Regions from separate parts of the Mus musculus genome. Here region 2 is linked to region 1. Evidence: chromatin loops called from intact Hi-C (ENCODE). Cell type or tissue: heart. All regions are shown on one strand.

The links. Peaks named below come from ENCODE experiments on the same cell type or tissue, not always from the same donor. Only the 100,000 strongest peaks of a DNase experiment are listed, where the experiment ranks them.
Region 2: a loop joins it to region 1, with 9 times the contacts of the local background. A loop is called at or near these places in 10 of 42 quality-filtered maps.

Annotation. Positions count from the first base shown.
Region 1 is chr19:57,920,242-57,928,241 of GRCm38, forward strand. All of the region lies in intron 26 of Atrnl1 (attractin like 1), which reads left to right. Gm52385 (a long non-coding RNA gene) reads right to left here and starts at 5,868. Exons shown (of 3, transcript XR_003952873.1): 1 at 5,084-5,868; 2 at 2,215-2,437. In heart, no CTCF peak of the experiment used is centred here; no DNase peak of the experiment used is centred here.
Region 2 is chr19:58,465,911-58,473,910 of GRCm38, forward strand. No RefSeq gene overlaps it. Among named protein-coding and RNA genes, the nearest start is that of Gm41876, 14 kb to the left of the region's middle. In heart, no CTCF peak of the experiment used is centred here; no DNase peak of the experiment used is centred here; H3K27me3 peaks cover 318 bases.

The DNA of each region.
Region 1 (8,000 bases):
TTAAGAGATGGTGGTCCCAATGAGAATGGCACTTGAATTAATTTCAAAATCCCCTTGACCTGAGAAATGGGTGCAGCCATGATTACGTGTATTGTGATAAATTGTATTTGCCTACAAGTGTGTTACAGTCATGGTCCTAAGATAGAGTAATTGTAGAGAAACAGAAACTGGACATACTTCTTAAAGCAAAGATGTGATCCATTTACACTTTGATAATACAGACCATACTTAGAGAAATGGTGAGCCAGACTGAGGGTGCACAGGTTCTGTGGGAAGGTGGCTTGAATGTGTCATCTAAAGTACCTAATTTAAAAGAAAGGGTGGATTGTCAACATTCACATGAAAGCCCGGGATGGATGTTCATTTGTAACCTCAATGTAAAGGTAACTTTTATTCACCAGACATAATTATCATCTCAGAGGCTTACTGCTGTATATAAGCTCACCCGCCCCCCACCCCCCTTTTTTAAGCTCTTTCTGAACTCTGGCTGGCTAGTTCAAGTCAACTTTTCTGGCTCAAACTCTTTATCAAGCTGACTGATTCAGTCTGACTCCCCCCTCAGCTTTTCACTGAATTGATCTGCTTGGCCTTGAACTAACTCTGTTCTAATCCTCTGGCTCCTTCTTATTCTCTGGCTTCACCTGCCTCTGCTGACCTGCACTGAACTGCTTGAGTTCACTAAGGAACTCAACTGCACTGCACTGCACTGCACTGCACTGCTCTCACCGCACTGCACTCACTGCACTGCACTGCACTGACTCCCCCCTGACTGACTAAAGCTGACTGAACTGCTGTCATGCTCCCTGCACTGCTCTTAAACGGCTCTTCTCCTGAGATGGGTGTATCCTATCTCTGACTCATTTTGTCAAATCTTTCTCTGATTCATCACACTGTCTGCCCCTCAACTAGACATCATTGTTTCTGCCTCTCCTTCTGCTTGAGTTCCTCCCCTGACATCCCTCAAGGAACTGTGCCTGGGCACAAATAAATAAATAGATCTCTCTCTCTCTCTCTCTCTCTCTCTCTCTCTCTCTCTCTCACACACACACACACACACACACACACACACACACACACACATGGAAAGGTTTCCACTTTAACTTTACCTGCCTGTGATCCCTGTCCCTGGTACCACCAGGGTCTGGGCTTGGCTATGTGCCTGAGAGTAGAGTCTGGAGAATGGAGCCACTGTTTATTAAAGCAGGGGCCAGGGAACAGTTTTGATGAGTACTTGGGCCTTCTTGTCAGCCTCATGCTAAGCAATTTGGATTTTATATGCAGAAGTTTCTATGTTATATGTCCAATAAATGCCCTTGTTATGTAACTTTAATTAAAAATGTAGAAAAACACCTCAATTAAAGAAAAAGTCCCACTTACAAAGGGATGTCTATAGTGCAGTAATGTCTCCTCACGTGACCACGTTCTGGTTTAAAGATCACATCTGTTTACAAATCTTAGTTTTACATCCAAAAATGCAAATTATTTTACTTTTGCAAGCTGAAAACTCTTCAGATAAATTCCCTAAACCAACCTTCATTGTTTTAAGTTGACTTTAGTCTTAACCAAAAATATTCCCTGGTCACTAGACTGGACAAAACTTCTAAAGGCTCAACTCAAGTTATGTTACTTCACTGGCAACTCCTTTGAGGTACTTTTCCTATTGTTTGTTTGTTTTTAATTCTTCTCTCGTACATTACATCCTGACTGTAGTTTTTTTTTCCCTCCACTCTTCCTAAGTCTGCTCCCATCTCTCACAGATTCACTCTTCCTCTTTTTCACTTCAGAGAAGAGCAGGCACCTCAGGGATACCATGTGAACACAGTAGAGCAAGTTACAGTAAATAAATGTCTTGGTTATAAAAATTTCGAGTAAAATTAGTAAAAAAAAAAAAAAGAAAGAAAGAAATTGTACAGGAAAAAGGGGAAACTATATGTTAATTGTTATGTGATCATAAGTATTTGCTGATTGAAAAAATGTGACAAGACATTTAATTCAGGGAAAACACCAGTTACTAGGTAAAGCGGTGAAGACTCAGAGAGAGGAGCTACAAAACTGTGTAGAGCAACCATGAACCGTGAGGCTGAATCAAAGCCACTGACCAAGATGAAGTAGAGCCACCTCATAAATGTTGCTAGAGCCTGACTCCTCATACACTGTGTGTACAGCAATGAGTAAAGTGTGATTTCATAGGGTTGAAAATAAGGGCAAGTGTACCTTGTTTTCGTGTGTGTGGACGTTCTTGTTCCCTGAGACTAGTCATGACTCCCGAGTAGACTTAAGGTCTGTGTTCTTAAGTCCATACAGCTTTTCCACTCTGTCTCCATCACCCCGGGGAAGGTGGCCTGGTGGATGAAGAAGCCTGGGTCAACAGATGAGTGACGTTTAGGATTTGCTTCGGATCTCCAGTAGTTAGCAGTCTTGATGGTTCTCTGCCTGTCTGATCCAGGGAATGAGATAGGAGGTCAATACAAAGGGCCGTATGTAGGGAGCTTTAACCTATCATAAGACCAGCAGTTTAGAAAGAACTCTATCCTCAAAGATAAATTAGGATAGCAATTTTAAAAGTTAAAAATTTTAAATGCCAATATGAAGACTATCACACCTCACACCAGTGCTAACTAGGGAATTCTGGTCTTAATCGTTCGTCTAAGAGACACCTGAGGCTGCAAGTTAGAGCTAGCAACAGAAGAATACATTTAAAAACAAAATAAAATCCACCTTGTCACCTTGTCTTAGAAAAGAATCCAAATTAGTCTGGATTGTGAGAAATGCTCTGTCACATTCTAAATAAGTCTTCAGTGGTGTGTGCGCTCTTTATATATCAAGAGAGACCTTCAAAACCAACACTGAAAACTTCCACTAGAAACACGTTTGCCCTACTCGTGAAAGAGAGTAAGCCCCTTGAGGGAAAGGCCACATGCCTGGCTCTCTTCCCAGAACAGAGTAGATCACAGATTTCTGTTGCATAAATAATGAATGAAAAGTGCTACAATAGTCGTCCATCTGTTTGAGTTGAAGGTGTGAGAAATTGTTCAAATACTTAATGTGTACTTGAAGAAATTTTTGTAAATTAAGTTTGAAGTATCTTTCTCAATTTTCATGTTCCGAAAAGATCACAAGGGAAAAATAGGTGTTTATTGTTAAGTGTGAGAAACCAACAGTATGTGTGAGGAGACTTGCTAAGAAGTAGTAATTCTGGACCCTTATCAATGGGTGATTTCATGCCCGGTGACCATCCGCATCTGCCGGAGAAGGCAGAGTGGTTTCACCAGGCTGTAATACAGGACGGGTTAACCTCTTGAATCCCTTTAACTTTAACTTTCAAAATGAACTCTTGCCATGAGTCTGATGTGACCACTGCCTCTCATATATTCTTGTTTTTGTGCTTTGAATGGTGTTCCAGAAAAGAAGGCAGTTTACACCAGGTGAAATAACCTGTTCTCTATCAAACTATCCTTCACATTTAACATTAAAACAACAAAGTTTAGTTGCTTTAAAAAAGTAAGTTGTGGTTCCTTTCACAAAATATTAAAGGCAAAACTGTGTGTTCATAGATCACTGCAATAAGTCAATGAATATCCTAGGTATTTCCCAGTGGAGACACTTTAAATGATAATTAGCAGATGACTTGATAAAGAAATGTTTTAACCTTTTTAAAGTTTTCTCATGTTGAATTAAAAGCAACTCCGTTAGTTAATAACAAAATAACACATTTCAATATTTAGCATATTGACTATGAGGAAATCGTCAGTATTTGGATCACTTACCTGTCTTTGAAGATCTAAGCATTTCTCACAGAACTCTGATATTATAATCACAGACAGCCATGATGCGGGGCTGTGGACTGGACACTAGCCATGGAGACCTGTGGGGCTCTGTCCTGGCCAGAGCAGCCAAAGAGTTGTGCTCTTCAAAGTGGGGGGCGGGGGTATTGGGGCAAGGTGGACTTCCAGGTCTCCTCTGTAGCTGCCACTGGGCTGCTTGGAGCCAGGATCAGGGCCGCCTAGTGGAAAGTGACTGCAGTAGGCTTGAATAGCTTCTAGTGAGAAAGCTTCAGGAGGGAATTCTCTTCCCCAAGGCGTAACAGCTCTGTGAGACAGATGCTCCTAGGTGGTCTCTGAAGCAACTCTTGTGCTTTATTCCCTGTGGATAGGGTCTTATATATATTTGGGGGTGGGTTGGGGTCTAGAGGCAGATGCTTTCTGTTGGCTTGGTCTGTGATCAGAGAATGCCTCATCTGCATTTGGAAGGACTTCAAGTGTTGTCTCTAAGTGACTGTCACAGTCCTCTCCATGGGGTGTCATGGTCATGTGTTTCAGGACAGAAACCAGGTTGGGAGTAGATGCAATGCCTACCGCCCTTAGATATGAGATGAGAATTCATTGGGGTTTCTGAATCAGTTCCAGTTTCCCAGTTTTTGTCTGGTGACAGACATGGTTTCATTTGCCCCCACACCGTGGCAACCAGCAGACAGACCTCCTGTATACCTCAGGACAAAGCTAGCTGCACTGTGCTGTATTAGGGTTTCTCAACCCAGAAAGTAAAGGTGTTATTGGTCAGAGTGAATCTTCAGCATTGAGAGTTAACTCCCAGAATGCAGAGTCCCGGAAAGGAGGGACCTTGTTTTGCAGATTATGTCTTGTGGGGATAGGGTGACTGGAAGATTGGTGGAAGCCTCGTCCTCAGAAGTGTCCAGGCCTAAGTTACTGGAACAGATGCATGGGACCCTGGGTGGCTTGTATTGTGGGCAACACTTGTCCTGACTGTGTCATGTGGCACACCTCTTGGATTTTCCACGCTGTGGTACACGCTTACACAGGGAAGTGCTGAGTCTGACACTACACTGATCTACTTGTGACTTTTTTCCCTTTCAAGTTCCGGTTTCAAAAGTCACGTTATCCAGGCTCTCATTTTTGCCTTTGCCGAGTCATAGGCATTACACATCCATTCTGAGGACGAAGCTTTTAAATGACCTTTTCAGAGATCGTCCCTCTGCTCATTTTGATTTGCTCAGATAAATTACAACCACCTGGCCTTTTGTATTAAAGAAAGCTGCATACAAAACTGACCTTTTGCTACTTACTAGGAGAGGGGAATTCATTGTGTTTGAGATTAACTGCTGTTACTGGCTCCTTCTGATACATTGCGTTACTTTATTGAGGATTGTAGACATATTTCTTTCCTGCTTTGGCTTCACCGCTGCTTCTTACTCCATAGGATTGGACTTTCTGAGTAATAGACAGAAAACCTTTGTGTTGAAAGACAATGTATCCATTTTGTTTTGCTCCTGCTCCTGAGGATTTAAAGATCTCCTCTTGATTCCCGCTACCTTAGTAAACGTTTGGTTGCCGTCTAAGCAGTACACTCTTTGCCCTCCAGGTTCTGAAGGCTTCCCATTTCTTGCATCTGAAGCTCAGGATTGCCTGGCCAGCTCCACACTTGCTGCTAATAACGAAACGTGTCCTTTTCTGGCTTCCTTTGTTATATTGCCCTGGTATTCCATTTGCTCCACTGTATTTCATGGTTGCACTATCAGTGTGTTTATTATACTGCATGGCTATTTCTGGAAAACAGTGAGTGAGGTCATTGTGCAGTTCATGCCAGGTACGGTCATGGCAGGGGCAAGGCTACTGGGAGATAGTAGCCATGGCTGACACTGGAGTTTTACTGCACAGGGACGTAGAACCTCAGGTTTGTGTGATTGAAACACACGTTTAATCATTAAACGCACATGCTCCTCGTTCTTGCCCACTGTGGTGAGGACGTGTACGAGTGTCAGGTCTTTCTATTAGGCTCCCGTTCTCTTTCTCTCTGGAACATTTCTCACCACTTTCTATTTACCCAACCTTTTTATATTTTCGATCCCAAAAATCGATCACATATTTTGTTTTTGTAAGCCAAGTTGAATAGGCACAACTTGTATAGGACATCAAACATGATTTTTAAGTACCAACAATTTATAAAATCGGCAATACGCGTTTTGTTTTTACTTTCCAAAAGTAAAAAGTCAAAAATACTGCCTTTCAGTATTTTTCTTGTACTTCCTACTGTTCCCAGAATGTTTTTCTAAGGCAATGCCTACTTATTAGCTCTTCTCAAAGCGTCATCTCTCCCTGTGAAATCTTCTATTTCGAAATGAGGTCATCTTTGGCAGTTTTGCCAGTGATACCACCTATGTCAACAAAGACAGGGCTTTAAATCCACACTTTCATTTTGAAATTACATGAAGTAACATTCACAAGATTTCTATAGGCTGCTTAGAATGCCTGAGGACCTGGGTTCCACCTTCAGTCCTGAGAGCTAGAAATGCCAGGACTGGGTAGGGATGGAGTGTGAGGGAGGAGGTGAGGGGTGTGAGGGAGGAGGTGTGGAGTGTGAGAGAGGAGGTGAGGGGTGTGAGGGAGGAGGTGGGGGATGGGAGGGGAGGGGTGTGAGGGAGTAGATTTGGGGGTGGAAGGGAGAGGTGACTGCAAGGCTGCAGTGTGTTCCATGCAGGTGGTCTTTTGTTTCCTGAGATTCCTCTGACAGCTTTGCTGCTAGCTTCAGTGTGTGTAAGAAGCAGCACAGGAAGCAGAGGGCTGCTGCCCTGCCCCTGCCCTGACTCCACCTTCCACAGGTGCCCAGGGAAAGCTCCACTAGTCTTTGATAGTGTGGGAAAAGTTGATGGATAGAGTCAAGAATCACATCCCATATCAGCTCTGGGAACAGCAACTGGTATATAATAGATCATACATGATACATTTAATTAGTGAATAATTATAGAAAAAAGTTTTGTCAAGGAAGCTCAAATGTGGATGCATTCATCACGGAAGGAGAGACTTTCAAGAAGAGGAAGGGACAACATCCTGTTCTCATTTCTAGTCTAATCTTTTCAGTGTTGTCCTTTACAAAGCCAAGTGAGGGAGAATGCTGTCTGCTGCCATCCCTTAGTGAGATTTCTTGAGAAGGAAGCAGGAGTTGAGACTCGCCTTCGTAATTCTTGCTGACACATGCCGACATCTTGTTACTCACGTGTGATGCACAGCTTTCTTTTATCATTCATGGGCAAAATAAACAATACTGCCAGGCACGGAATAAAACCACGCACAGGAACGCCATCTACATAATCAGGATTTTTCACGGGAAATTAGCCTCACTATTAATGAAAGGACAAATTATTTACTTTGATGGATGGTTTACACCCCGGCTTTCTTTGTGAATGAAATCTGTATGGCACAGGGTAAAGGGAAAGTAGAAACTGACTGTGCTAGGACCTGTTAGATGACAAAACTCCTGGTTCTTTCAAAACCTATTCTTTTCTAATCTGCTTCAAAGCATAATAAGAGATATTTGGAAGAAAGAAAAAAAAAGGAAGAGAGATATCTGCCAATCAATTCAGATTCTGTAGTACAGATGGTAACTCACGGAGACGCTGGTTAATTTCAGCTGCCAGTCTGGCAGGACCTGGAGTCTCAGAGGCACCTTGTGGATTAGGATGGCCATGGAGGTGACTGTGAAGAAGAGAACAGCTCTGTTTCCGGGGCTGGACCCCAGACTGAATGAAAAGGAGAAGGGGGGTGGGGCTGAGCCCAGCATCCTCTGCTTCTTGAGCAGGGAAGCAGTGTGACCCACTTTTCTGAGCTCATGCTGTTCTTACAACCCCACCACACTTTCATGACAGCAACAGGAAAGAAGCTTAAATAGCGTTTTTGTTAACACCGACTGAATGGTCAGTGCTATCCAAACGGTCAGAAACACTTCCACTGACTGACATTCTTTTTTACCTTTACTTGGCATCTGAAGGGTTTTTTTTTTCCTCATTTTTTCTTTTATTGAGAATAGATTATTTTCTCATACAATACCTTCTGATTACAGTTTTCCCTGTCTCTACTCCTCCACACCCTTCCAGTTCCTCTCCTTTTCTGTTTCTTATTAGATAAAGAGCAGGTGTCTAAGAGATAACAACCAAACAAGACAATGAAATGTAAGATAAAGCAAAAACTGTCCCACCAGAGCTGGAT
Region 2 (8,000 bases), 550 kb after region 1:
ATTCCAGATTCCAATAGAACCTTTGGACACTGAATCTCCAGGGAGAACCTTTAAGAACAGACCATGTACCTGCAACAGAGGACCCTGGGAACCTTGCGCCTGGGTTCTGATGCACCGTATATCATGCATCTTTTTCTTCATTGAACTTGCCTTGTCTTCTTTTCCCATGATGCATCACAGCCAATGAACACTACCATATGCTGACTCTTATGTCCTGGAGAGCAATCACGTCCATCCAAGTGCTCAGGGGAACGCTCAACACACAACTATTCTAAACGTAGTTTCTGAACTGAGTGGACGGTGGTTTAAGATTGCAAAGGTCTACACTGAATCATCAAAATGGGGCTGACGTGACGATGAGGCCTGTGCAGTCACACAGGACCCCCTGATTTTTAGAGGACTCCTCCCAAGTCTGTGCTGAGCTGTGAACATTCAACAGGTCTCAAAACTCTTAATACAGAGTCTTAATTTTTACTTTGTTCTGGGTCGTCAAATGATGCAATTTACAAAGGGTCAAGGTGGTACTGAGCTATCTCCATATTTACTTACCCTCATGCGTGTATGTATGTGCCTCTACACACACATTCTGCGTGTTCTTCTTTTTATAAGAACACCATATTAAACTGGAGTCCATCTTAATGACCTTGTTTTTTTTTTTTTTTTTTTTAAACTTTATTGCTCTCCAAAGTGAGATCACTTTCTGAGGTGGTGCAGTTATGATTTGAACACTGCATGAGGGTCACAGTTCAAGGTCTAGTAAATCAACCTTTTCCTCTCTCTATGTACTTGACAATTTTATGTTTAAGGCCCTGTTCGTGATCTTTCTCAGAGTCCACGAGAAGTCGGGTTACCAGTAAAAGAGAAGAAGGTGCACACAGCTGGATGACTGCAGCACAGGAATGAGGGGCCAGGACTGCTGAGGGAGATTTGGGGAGAGGTTGCCCTGGATTCTGATGGCAGAGCCATTTATCGGCAATTTGTTTAGGATGCTTCAGCAGGAGACATTATTAAACCAAAAGAAAGCACAGCCCTTGGGAAGCTGGCCGTCTTTGAGTTTTATTGCTGTGAAGAGACACCAGGACCACAACAGCCCTTGTAAAGGAAAACACTTCGTTGGGGCTGGCTTATAGCTCAGACATTCAGTCCATCACTGCCATGACAGGAAACATGGCAGCACGCAGGGAGCTGAAGAAGGAGCTTAGAGCTCTACATCTTGATCTGCAAGCAGCAGGAGACTGTGTCACACACTGGGCATGGCTTGAGCATAGGAGACCTCAAAGCCTGCCCCTACAGTGATGCACTTTCTCCAACAAGATCACACCCGCTCCAGCAAGGCCACACCTCCTAATAGTGGCACTCCCTATAGGCCAAGCATTCAAACACATAAGTCTATGGGGGCCAGACCTATCCAAACTGCTACACTGAGGCAGTAGGATTACAAGTTTGAAGCCAGTCTGGGCTATGCATGGAGACCCTTTCCCAGCAAGAAAACAGTTCTTTCCCAGCAAGAAAACAGTTACACACACACACACACACACACACACACACACACACACACACACACACCAGGAAACAGAGGCCAAGGCTGGGGGACTGAAGAGGTTGCTGCAAAGCTAAGAGAAGGAAGAACTTAACTACAGCAATGGCCACAGTGTGGCAGGACTCAGTAAAATCCAAAGGATGCACACACATACATTCATACCCATACCTGTGTACAGACACCCACACAAACATTTACTTATGCTTTTATCTAGCTGCACATAGCTAAAACAGTTCACAGCCAGAGGCATTTCTCTGCCTTTCTGGAGACACTGGTCTGAGAGGTGTGTCGTGCTGGTATAGCCTCTTTGGCTCCATGTAGACGGTGCTGTGAATCCTAAGAGACAGGTGGGGACCTCCTGTAGTATTGCACGATCATCATAGCATTATCTAGCACTCACCCCCTTAACTTGGTAATCCCTAGACATTTGGGCCTCCTTTGGGTCATACCCTAGACCTTGATACCTGCTATTTCCTCAGCCTGGCTCTTTGCCCAGCCCTAGCTCTTGAGCTTTTTATTAGGCTGAGGTCAGCTTTCCAGAGACTTGCCCTGCAAGGCGCCTCTGCCTGTCCCCTTGCATGCTCTCATCCGACTGTGGCTCTGTTCACTGTCTCTTTTCTCCTAGATACCAAGTTTCATGAGGACAGGGTCCTGTCTGTTGCTGCTGTGTCTCCATCACTTGTCTGCACGGCAAGCCAGGCAGACCAGATACCTCATAAGCTGAATGGATGGATGAATGAATGAATGAATGAATGATTCACTACACAAAGGGGTCTTGAAACAACGCATAAAGGAATGACAGTATACCAGCAAATACATAATGTGACAGCTTTGAAGTGAGTTCAGAAGCCACTTTTAACGAAATGACGTTTTACATTTAAAGCCAAAGATAAGTTTTTAAGGGTTTATACTAATTTAATATTCTCCATAGAAACTTCTGTTTCCTTATTTTAAAAAGAGAAGTCCCAAGATTTATTTTTAAAAGCTTCACAGACATCAAATTACTGTCATAAAGGAAAAGGTTGCTTTAGATAAGTCCGTGGGAGTGTGAATGCCCAGAAGCATCTGGGTTGCATTTCCCTTAAACTCTCTTGGGTTTGCAAATTGGAAAGAAAGGTCTGGAATAAAGCACATTTTCTATTTTCCCGAAGTCAGTACATCTGGGAAACAGCAACATTTGGTATATTCAGGAAACTGAAAGTATGTGTGGGTACTTGTTTAAGTTTATTTCCAGTAGTACATTAAAGTGGCTGATAAGAAAGAGGAAGTGGGCATTTAGCATCTGAAAGAAACCAATTCAAAAAAAGGTTGTTGTTGTTGTTGTTTTTTCTTTTCTGTAGCTTTTTTGCCTACACGAGAGAAATTTTCCTCTGCCTCCCGCCTTGACCACAATCAATATTTTTAGGGAACGGAGGCAGCAGGGAAGTGGGGTATTCAGCCTTTTGTATGCGACTGAGCTGTGGAAACAGGATGGAGATTTGTAAGTCTGTCCAGTAAATGCCTCTAAGTGCTTTAAAAACGTGACTTAGAGCAGAATGGAGGGCCTAGGGAGCAGCCGAGAATTAGGGCTAAATTAGCACATTTCAATGCCTCGATAGAGGAAATGTCAAGAACAAAGTAGCCAGAGAAACAAGCAGAGGCAACGTCAGACACTCTGCCTCTTTCTCCTCTTCTTGAGCAACCCTAACAGCTGGGAAGTAAGTAGTTTGGTTTTTAAGTGGGTAAATTATGTTACTTTGACAGAGGATTTATTATTATTATTTTGTTATTTATCAACATCGAGGTGTAGTCTACCCTTAAATGGGCCAGATAAGATTCAAATCAAAGACTGTCCACTTCAATGCATGCTGTGGTGACCTGGCATGAGCAATCCCTTCCTGCAGAATTTACATTCTAATTCAGCTGTTTTCTAAATACAGTCCACATAAAATCAAAAAGTTTAAAAAGAGGAAAACCAGAGAGATAAAGAAAACGATTGGGCAAAGTAGATCAGTCATTCTGCATATGGATTAAAATATTTCTATTATATTAAAGTATTAATATTTACAGGCAACCGTGGGGGAAAAAACTCATTCGTTCTTAGACTTGCAAATGATAGAGCGTCCATTTGTAGACGAAAGGCGGACTGCTAGCGCCCCCTGGCTGTGGAAAACGATTCTGTCCTTCCCAGTGTACGTAAGACATTAACTAGCTCAACAAGAAACCTGCAGGAAAACCGATTCAAAATGAGCATCCACCACAGCCCTCTGACACTACTGTCCCAGCCTGTGGGGCTGTGGTCCTGTCAGCAGCACTCAGTGCATTCAAACCTCCATCCTGGCCCTGGAGACCCTTGAACTCCACTCACAGCGGGCTAATTATAAGACGGGAGACATCACCCTTTCTTTCCATTTTGATGGATCTGAATTAGACGGTCTCCCGGATGCACAGGTACAGTGATACTGACTGAGACAGAAGATACTGGTTCTGCCCGGCACAGCCTGAGCCTTAGGACAGATTAGCAGATGCGAACATACAGCCCATTAAAAACTACAAAAAAAAGAAAAGAAAAAAAGAAAGAAAGAAAGAAAAGAAAAGAAGAGAAAAGAAAAGAAAAAAAAAGAAGTGATTTTGTTACGTTTTTGTGTGCACTGAGCTTTATAAACCTTTAAATAGGCAGCTTACACAATTAGAAAATTTCAGATGAAACCAGATATGGTAGCAAATGCCTTTAGTCTCAGTACAGGGAGCCAGAGGCAGGCGGATCTCTGGGAGTTCAAGGCCAGCCTGGTCTACCTAGAGAATTCCAGGACAGCTAAGGTTTGTTACACTGAGAAGCCTGTCTCAAAAATAAATCCTATTTCCAGCTTCTTTTGAACAATCCAGAGATCTGACATTGGGTATGAACTCACACAGTACCTACAGGGAGCTCTCAGTCATGTGGCATGTACAACTTCATCCATCCAATTCCTCCTACTTTATGTGTCAGGTAATATGGGACTATCTTGATGAAGGCTCACATTGCCTGCTAGGTGGCTATACTAGTTAGGGTTTGCTAAAGGAATAGAACCAAGGCAATGTATGTGTATGTACATGTATACACACATACATAGATATGAATCTATTAAGCCATCTTATTTTAAAATAGGAACATCAACGGATTCCCACTAGAGAGGCTGAGAACTGGGTAGTTACTTTGTCCTTGGGGTAGGTGCCTCAGTAGTCAGAGTAGCCCACAGTAGCAGTTTCATAGTGGGGGAGTTAATTATCTAGCACTTTCTCAGTCTACAAGGTGCAATACCTCAACATTCGCAATCAGCGGTCCTTAGGCCTTGGTGGAAGCCTAGAAATACTAGCTGTGCTGTCAATGAAGGAGAGGGAGGGGGAGGAAGAGGAGGAGGAGCCGCCGCCACCGCACAGGTACATAAACTCAGAAGCAGGAGGTAAGGCCAGTCTACCATAATCACTCGTACAGGTAATCACTCGTCTACCATATTCTTTTTATCAGGAGTGCTACTAGAACGTGCTGCCCACGTTGGGGTGGGTCTTCCCATATCAGTTAAGTCAGTCAGGATAGTTCTTCTGGTAAGGCTCTTACTCAGGTCCTGTTATTCTGTGTTAAGTTGGCATCAGAACCAACCATAATTGAGGCATGACGTAGCTGAGTTTGCAATTCCCTCTGTCCAAACCTCGAACAACCCAATGCCTCCTCTGAGTGGTGATAATAAATTTCCAAGGTCTGACTCTTTGCTCCCCCTCAGACACCTTGCACAGTTCTCTAATTGCCTCAGATCTGCATCCTATGAACCATTCGAGACAACTCCATTCATTTTACAAGTAAGAACTACACCGCTCATGTTGAAACACAATAACGCAGTAAATACACAGCGAGTACTGCTCCAAGACAAGGATTTTACTCAATACTGAACATGCACAGACAGACCTTAGCCTTGCACTTACAGAGCTTTGGTGAAGCCCAGCAACTGCAGAGCATAGATTCCCGTGAAGTCAGAAGCACGGAAGCTAATGCGGATTGCACTGTTGTCTTCCAGGTTTTGCACCATATTCACCAGGAAAAAGTCTATTTCCTCCTTTGCACCTTTCTTCTCTCATACCTTTGTCCTCTCTCCCTTTTCTGGTTGAGTGAGCCAAGGATCACTCATACAAGGAGCATGCCACGAGGCTCCACTCTGCAATTTGCTGCAAAGCACAACTGGCAGCATATTATGTTTCGATCAATTTTAAGTTGAGCCTCATTAAGTACGTTTATATGGTTATGTAACCATCAATACTTTCTACGTCCAGCCTTTGATCATCTCCCGCTCTTCTCCAGGTACCCAGCATCCTGTCCCAAAGGCCACCCATAGTCTAACATATATTAGAATGTTCTTCCTTCTAAGACTAAGATTGTGTGTATGTGCCTGCCATCTTTCCTCTAGACTTTGCTCACCCTTGGCTATGGATAATGCTGCTAGGTATGTAAGAACAGTATCAGTTCAAACAGAAATCTTCATGTTTACCTTATTTGACAACACAAGTGACAGATACAGGTGGACCCTGAGCTGGGCATCAGCAAGCGGTGGAGAAATCTCTCTAACAAAGTCAAACTGACCTGCAAGCTTGAGTAGAAAGGAGCTGAAGAGGTGAAGGGAGTTTGCATTCCTTATCTAGTGATCCTGGGTGATGGGACTCCTACCAGCAACCGAGCCACTAAGATACTGGAACTTCTGTGAGCATATTTATCAGCATGATGACTACAGATGAGAGCCATAACTCAGTTGAATTCCATGACAAGTTTTTCATCAATCCTTCCTTCAATATATATGTGTTAAGTATATTCTATTCCCAAACCTTATTAAATATAAAAAGTACCATGGTCATTTATCTGCTCCATTCAGTGCCATGAACCAGGTATGGTGCTAGGTGCCAAAAACAGAAATCCTTCATTCCTTTAACTTTAGTGTTCTCCCAAAATCACTTGTAAATACTGATAATTTTCCTGTGTGCTGTTCTCCATGAAAGCCAAAGACTCTCTCAATAGTGAACACACTTATCTCTAGGCACCTGGGCTGCAGTAAGGGGATTATTAATCCCTCCTTTGCTTACTGGTGCAATACCAGCATTGAATTCTTAGTTTCTACATTGAAAAGTGAATCTCACTCCCACCAGAGTCTACAGGTGCCACATGGTGACCCTGACACCTTGTTGAGAAAGGGATGATTCTTTGAGAGAGAAAACAGAGGAGGCCTTTGCAGTCAAAATCATTTGTAGAAGACCCAATATTACAAAAAAAAAAAATGCCTAGTGACAGATGGATGACAAAGGCCTGAGTCAGAGGTAAAGGTGGTGTCAGACTACAACAATCAGGAGAATGCTTTCCTGAATACAGACTGCACTGAGCGTGGGTGACATTAATCACCATCCACCGAGTGTTACAGAATAATGTTTCACCTCATGGATGTCTCAAGTGTCTTGAAGGTAGCAACCATTTCTTCATCACGTCTGAATAGCTCTCAGCATGAGGACTGGGTAACTCACAGTGTAGTGCACACCAGACACGAATGTGATAAAACCGATCTTCAATAAAAAAAAAAAAATCGTTTGGACAAACAAGTACGTGTGCTTCACAGAAAACAATTTGGAAGGAACCAAAAACCAAATTCTATTTGTTTAACAGGGACACACTCTTGTGCTATAGAGGGTAGGCATCGAAGTAAATATCTTAATGCCAAAACTGACCCGAGTTCAATCTCTGGAACCCATGTGTCAGAAGAGAATTAACACTGTCAAGTTGTCCCCTGACCTCCATGTGTGCATAATCAGTAACAGGCACATGCAACACACACACACACACACACACACACACACACACACACACACCACATACCCATCACATGTGCATGCACACACAACCACACGCACACAGAAACTCACACACACAAATGAAAAAGAAAAAAGAAAACAAGATGCAGAGGAAAGGGGGAGAAGTTTTAACTTACGTTTAAAGGTTTTATTTCCTTTGTTTCAGAGATTAAAGTATGAATTAAACAAAACACAACAAAAAATAAGGCCTTAAAAATATCTGAAATTAAAAATTTGAAACATCTTCATTTAGAACAACCTTTTAAATACATGTTCACATATGTATGCAATATACGTGGACACACGTTGCATAGTTCAGACTAGTCTCACTGATGACACTCCTGCTTCAGACTCCTAAGTGTTGGGGCTGGAGACAAACATCTTCATGTCTAGCTCTTAAAAAAAGGTTTGGGAGCCCATCTTTTTCTGGAAAAAAAAATACTCTTTGCAGGAGCTGGATCACGTTGTTGCTTCACTGATCTTACTGGGAGTTAAAGAAAATTCAGAGTTTTTTTCTTTCTGCAGATTCTAGGTGAACGTCACCCTGATGCTTCCTGGTTTTCCTTGTTGTTTTGGCTTGACTTTTAGCCACATCTGACCAGAAGAACACTTATTACAA